Linked DNA regions of Homo sapiens: region 1 is linked to region 2. A link is a loop called in an ENCODE intact Hi-C map of the cell type or tissue named here. Cell type or tissue: ascending aorta. All regions are shown on one strand.

The links. A loop is a pair of places that touch in the nucleus more often than their neighbours do. Peaks named below come from ENCODE experiments on the same cell type or tissue, not always from the same donor. Only the 100,000 strongest peaks of a DNase experiment are listed, where the experiment ranks them.
Region 1: it touches region 2 in a loop (2.9-fold over the local background); 5 of 110 quality-filtered maps call a loop at or near these places.

What each region holds. Positions count from the first base shown.
Region 1 is chr17:9,239,552-9,242,051 of GRCh38, reverse strand. NTN1 (netrin 1) reads right to left here. Exons shown (of 7, transcript NM_004822.3): 7 at 1-2,412. The coding sequence ends at 2,084. Among named protein-coding and RNA genes, the nearest start is that of NTN1, 220 kb to the right of the region's middle. RefSeq lists a silencer at 1,620-2,069. In ascending aorta, no CTCF peak of the experiment used is centred here; DNase peaks (open chromatin) are centred at 1,121, 1,541, 1,651, 2,141 and 1 weaker place; H3K4me3 peaks cover 2,250 bases; H3K27ac peaks cover 2,408 bases.
Region 2 is chr17:9,161,387-9,163,886 of GRCh38, reverse strand. NTN1 (netrin 1) reads right to left here. Exons shown (of 7, transcript NM_004822.3): 3 at 886-1,074. Among named protein-coding and RNA genes, the nearest start is that of NTN1, 140 kb to the right of the region's middle. In ascending aorta, a CTCF peak has its summit at 1,068; DNase peaks (open chromatin) are centred at 76, 429 and 1,386; H3K4me3 peaks cover 1,550 bases; H3K27ac peaks cover 2,500 bases.

The DNA.
Region 1 (2,500 bases), 78 kb before region 2:
AGATGTGATTGTCCCCATGCCCTACCCCACCCCGGGCTCCTGTTCTCCAGCCCAGATGCCAGTGTCCTCAAGAGGCAGTAACCAGGGCCAGGGGCTCGGTGGCCACTCCCCCAAGAGCACCCTCCCAGCCTGCACAGGGATTGGGCGGGTAGGCTGCAGAGCTGGAGTGCAGTGAGGGCCAGCGTGGCCCCTGGTCAGAAAGTCGGGCTCTGGAGTTTGAGCCCCAGTCCTGCCACCAATTTGCAGCATGACCTTGGGCACGTGTACTCCAGTCTCCTTGCTGGTGATAATGAGTCCCTGTCCCACAGGGTTGTCATGAGTACACACTGGGAGCATGTGGGTAAAGTGCCTGGCACACAGCAGGTGCTCAATAAATGGCAGCCGTGATGCGGGTAAATGTGGGGAAGGCGGAGGGAAGCCAGACCACCGGGGGCCGAGCTTCATACTTGGTATGACCCTTTTGAGCAGCCAAACTCTGGCCGGGAAAGTGAAACCAATTTCCTGACTGTGAGGGGAGCCAGGCCTCTTAATTCAGTGCGCCGGGTGTGAGGATGTGGGCCAGAGGCCCGGGCAGTGCAGAGAGCCCAGGAAGGCAGGGAGCCAGGAGGCCCCAGGGCACAGGAATGGACCCTGTGTGAGGAGGTCAGAACAAAAGGGGCTGCCTGCTTGAGGACCGTGTCTCTAGGAGATTTTGGAAGGAGGGCTGGGGCACAGTGGAGGGCACGGGCAGACTCCACAAAGACCGTCTGGAAAGGCACGGTCAAGGTGTGGCCCAGGCCAGACCCAAGACAGCTGTAGGGGGCAGGCCGGCAGCCTCTGTGCCTTCCCTTGGAGAAGCCAGCATGGCCTCCTTGGCCCCCAGGAACCTGGTCATTCCTGTGCCCCTGCCCACCCATGGCTCAGGCACTCTGGTACTTCACTGAGCCAGCAAACCCCATCCCAGCTCAAACAAGCCCCCGGCCCCAAGCCAGGCCCAAGTGCCTTCGCAGCCTGCAGACTCCAAGCCCGTTCAGGCCCTTTCCAGCTGTTGACATTGCTGAGGGGCCTTGCGGGAGCTGATGTCATTTACATAAATAGTGTCACTGCCGTAAACCCAGCCAGTGCCCCTCCCCCTCCCCCTGGAAAACGTCATAAAAAGGGCTGGTTCCAAGTTTCCAAAAGGAAACTCTCTGGGAGGTTTTGCGTTTGCGATGCCTCCTCCAACAGGCAGCTCCAGCATGAGGCGGTGACCACCCGGCTTGGGCTTCTCAGGGGTGTCCCTGGGCCCACTGCCTTCCGGATGGGCCAGCCCCACGCTGGGCAGGGGCAGGGGCAGGGGCAGAGACAGGCAGCAGCAGGGGCTTCCTCTCCTCTCTCCACAGGTGAACCACTCACCGACCCCAAGCCCCCACCCAGTAGGACCCACTCAGCAGGTAGCAGTGGAGACAGAGGCCGCCTGGGGCATGCTGGCTGGACAGGAGCTGTCCACTCCCCAAATGCTGCCAGGCCCCTTCAGATGGAGGAGTCCAGGCTGTGACAGCCAGGTGGCCCGCGGGGAACTGCTAGAAGGGGCCGGGGAGAAAGGGGGGGATCCCGTCGGCTGCGTGTCGGGTGGTGGTTTGGTGGGTGCTCCGCGCCCCGCCCACACTACGGGCTTGAGAATTCACAGTTCTCCTCCCGTCCACGTCTCCGCGCCATCCACGCCCCGCGCCTGGGGCCCCAGTTGTGCGATTCTGCGCCCGCCCCCGGGCCCCAGGGCAGGCTGCCCCCAGCCCCTCCACGGCGGCCGCGCCCAGGCCCAGGGAAGCGCGTCTCTGCTCTGGAAGGAGCCCCGTGAGGTAGCTACGTCTCGTCATTTCTCCAGGGCCCGGCCGGCGGCGCACCCCGCCCCGCGTGCACGCGGCTCCCGCCCAGAGCGCGCAGGGTGGGGGTAGGGGGAGGGGCCGCCGAGGGTCCCGCCCCCCGCGCCGTGCGGCCCCGCCCCCTCCCTCCCCCCACCTGGGAAAGCCCTCGCGGGCCAAGTCCGCGGCGGCCGGGCCAAGGCGCCCGCTCTCGCTCGGCCCCGCCCTGGCGCCCGCCCGCCCGCCCGCCCGCTGCCTCGGCGCTAGGCCTTCTTGCACTTGCCCTTCTTCTCACGCTGCTGGAACTTGCGCAGCCGCCGCGCCCACGTGTCCCGCCACTGGATCACCAGGCTGCTTTTATCGGCCACGATGCCGCTCTGGTCCGGAGAGTCCTCCGCGTTGCCCAGCAGCAGGTACTTCTTGAGGGGCTTGATTTTGGGACACTTGCAGGCGATGTCCCGCGAGCGGATCCACAGGCTCTGGTCACCGCGGCGGATGCGGCTCGTGCCCTGCTTATACACGGAGATGATGTTCACCGTGAACTTCCACCAGTCCCCCGCCTTGTCCGCCTTCAGGATGTGGATCTGGACGGCTGCAAGGAAGCACAGGCAGACGGGTGGGCTCCCAGCTGCTGTGGCTAGGTCCGCCCTGCCTGAGCCTGGGGAGAAGGGAAAGGAGAC
Region 2 (2,500 bases):
GCCATGTTCATGGCAGGCCCTGACCTTAGGCCACAAGTTTTGCAGCAGGAAAGCCCTGGTTCCTGGAATTCCCAAAAGATTTTGTGGGGTGGGGGGGGCCCCGCTTCTCACCCTCCAGCATCACTGAATTCTCTGGCATTTCATCAACTTCTCTGAATCATCTGACCATTGCTTCATTTTTGTTGGTACGAGAAAAACAAACAGCAGAAAGTTAAAACATTAGTGCTTGCTTCAGTGGACGAAAATAGTCTCCCGTCTCCTTTTAATTTTTTTTTTTGTCCTGAGAAGTAAAGCTATTTGCAGATGGATTAAATGTTCCTTCTGAGACCCTGCCCCTGAAACTGCCGACTCCGCTGTGACTGTACGTGTGTGTGTGTGTGTGTGTGTGTGTGTGTGTGTGTGTGTGTGTTTCGGGGGGGAGTGAGGGGCGGTGCGCACATATCCAAAGAAGTGAGTCTGCGTGCATTTGGTGAAAGAGAGTCCTTTGTCCCAACGGTAAGCCTGGCGAACATGACTCGCAGCCCTCTGGTATGCAGCACACCTGTGCAGAGGAGAAGCCCAGGAGGGGGAGGGGAGGGAGAGGTGTTGGCGGCCGCAGCCCTGCACCCTTGTAGGGGATCCCACCTTCTCCTTTCTTCTCCTTTGAGCCATGTCTCCATCACCCCTTTGTTTTGGCTTACACCTCCAAATACCAGGGAGGCGTGTGTGTGTGTGTGTGTGTGTGTGTGTGTGTGTGTGTCACAGAGAGAGAAAGAGAGAGAGATGACCTCAGACAACGCCAATTTGTACAGACTGGAAGAAAATAGAAAAGGAAGCGAGGAGGGAGCGGGAGGACTGATGTTCCCCGGGTCTCCCCAGCCCCCCGCCCCGCCACGTGTAGCCCACCTTTGCAGGCCTTCCGGTGGGTGATGGGCTTGCCCATGTCGCGGTAGTAGCCCTCCTTGCAGTAATGGCAGTGGCGGCCGGCGGTGTTGTGGCGACAGTTGAGGCAGACACCTCCGCTCTTGCGCCCCGAAAGCTTGTAGAGCTCCATGTTGAAGCGGCAGCGCCGGGCATGCAGGTTGCAGTTACAGGCTGCAGGGGGAGACAGAGAGAGGTGTCAGCCGCAGGGGCGCGGGGAGGACAGGCACCCAAGAGCGTCAAAAGAAACCCCACCCCTCAACTCCTCCCTTCTCCACTAGCAGAGCCAGGCAGGCAGACTTGTGCTCCAGGAGCTCCTCCTCGGCTCCTCCTGTTTGTACCCGTAAGCATTTATTGGGCACGTAACAATACATGGCTAAGGTTCTCCCAAAATTCTTATGTTGAAGCCGTGACCCCCAGTACCTCAGAATGTGACCATATTTGGAGACAGAGTCTTAAAACAAGGCCCTCAGAGTGGGCCCTATGCCAGTATGACTGTGTCGTTGTAGGAAGAGGAGATGAGGACACAGAGAGACGCAGGGACGCATGTGCACGGAGGAGAGATCCCGTGAGGACGTTGCCAGAGGGCGGCCATCTGCAAGCCACGCAGAAGGGCCTCCAGAGCAACCAACCCTGCCAACACCTTGATCTTGGACTTCCAGGCTGCAGAACTGTGAGAAGTAAACGTCTAGCGTTTCAGCCCCCAGCCCGTGGCACTTTGTTGTAGCAGCTGAGCAAACTACTGAGGCCCCTGCTGCCAGCCTGGCCTCCCCTTCTCCCCCTCCCCCTCGTCCACCGAGGACTCTGGGGCCTGCACACCATCGTTCTTCCCACCTCAACCTGTCCAGCTTCCGGAGGCTGCCCAGCCCTGCTCTGGGGAGAGGACCCCCACATTGTCAGCTATGGCTCTGCTCCACCTGTTCCCTCCCCATGAGCATTGCTCAGGACTCAGCTCCCTTTCCCTGCCCACCTCCACACCCTCCCCATCTGTCTCCTTCACCACTCATCATCTCTGTGCTCCCAACTCCCAAATCAGTATTTCCAGCTTCAGGTCTGGGGTCTCCACTTGAACCCAGAGTCACCTGCCCGACATCATTCACTCCTTACCATCCTGCCCTCAGGTTCCCTGTGGCTTGAGCTGAGTCCCACAGGCTCCCCTCAGCATGATCAGCAGAAGCACAATTTCTTTTTGTTTGTTTGTTGTTTTTGAGACGGGAGTCTTTCTCTGTCGCCCAGGCTGGAGTGCAGTGGCCTGATCTCGGCTCACTGCAACCTCCGCCTCCCGGGTTCAAGCGATTCTCTTGCCTCACCCTCCTAAGTAGCTGGGATTACAGGTGCACACCACCACGCCAGGCTAATTTTTGTCTTTTTAGTAGAGATGGGGTTTCACCATGTTGGTCAGGCTGGTCTTGAACTCCTGACCTTGTGACCTTCCCACCTCAGCCTCCCAAAGTGCTGGGATGATAGCCGTGAGCCACCACACTCAGCCCAGAGCAGGATTTCTAAGCACCAATCTGAGGGCGCCCATCAGGATCAAGTCGAAAGCACTCAGCATGGCCTTCAGGGCTCCAAATAAGCTGGTCCTGTCTCGTCCTTCAGC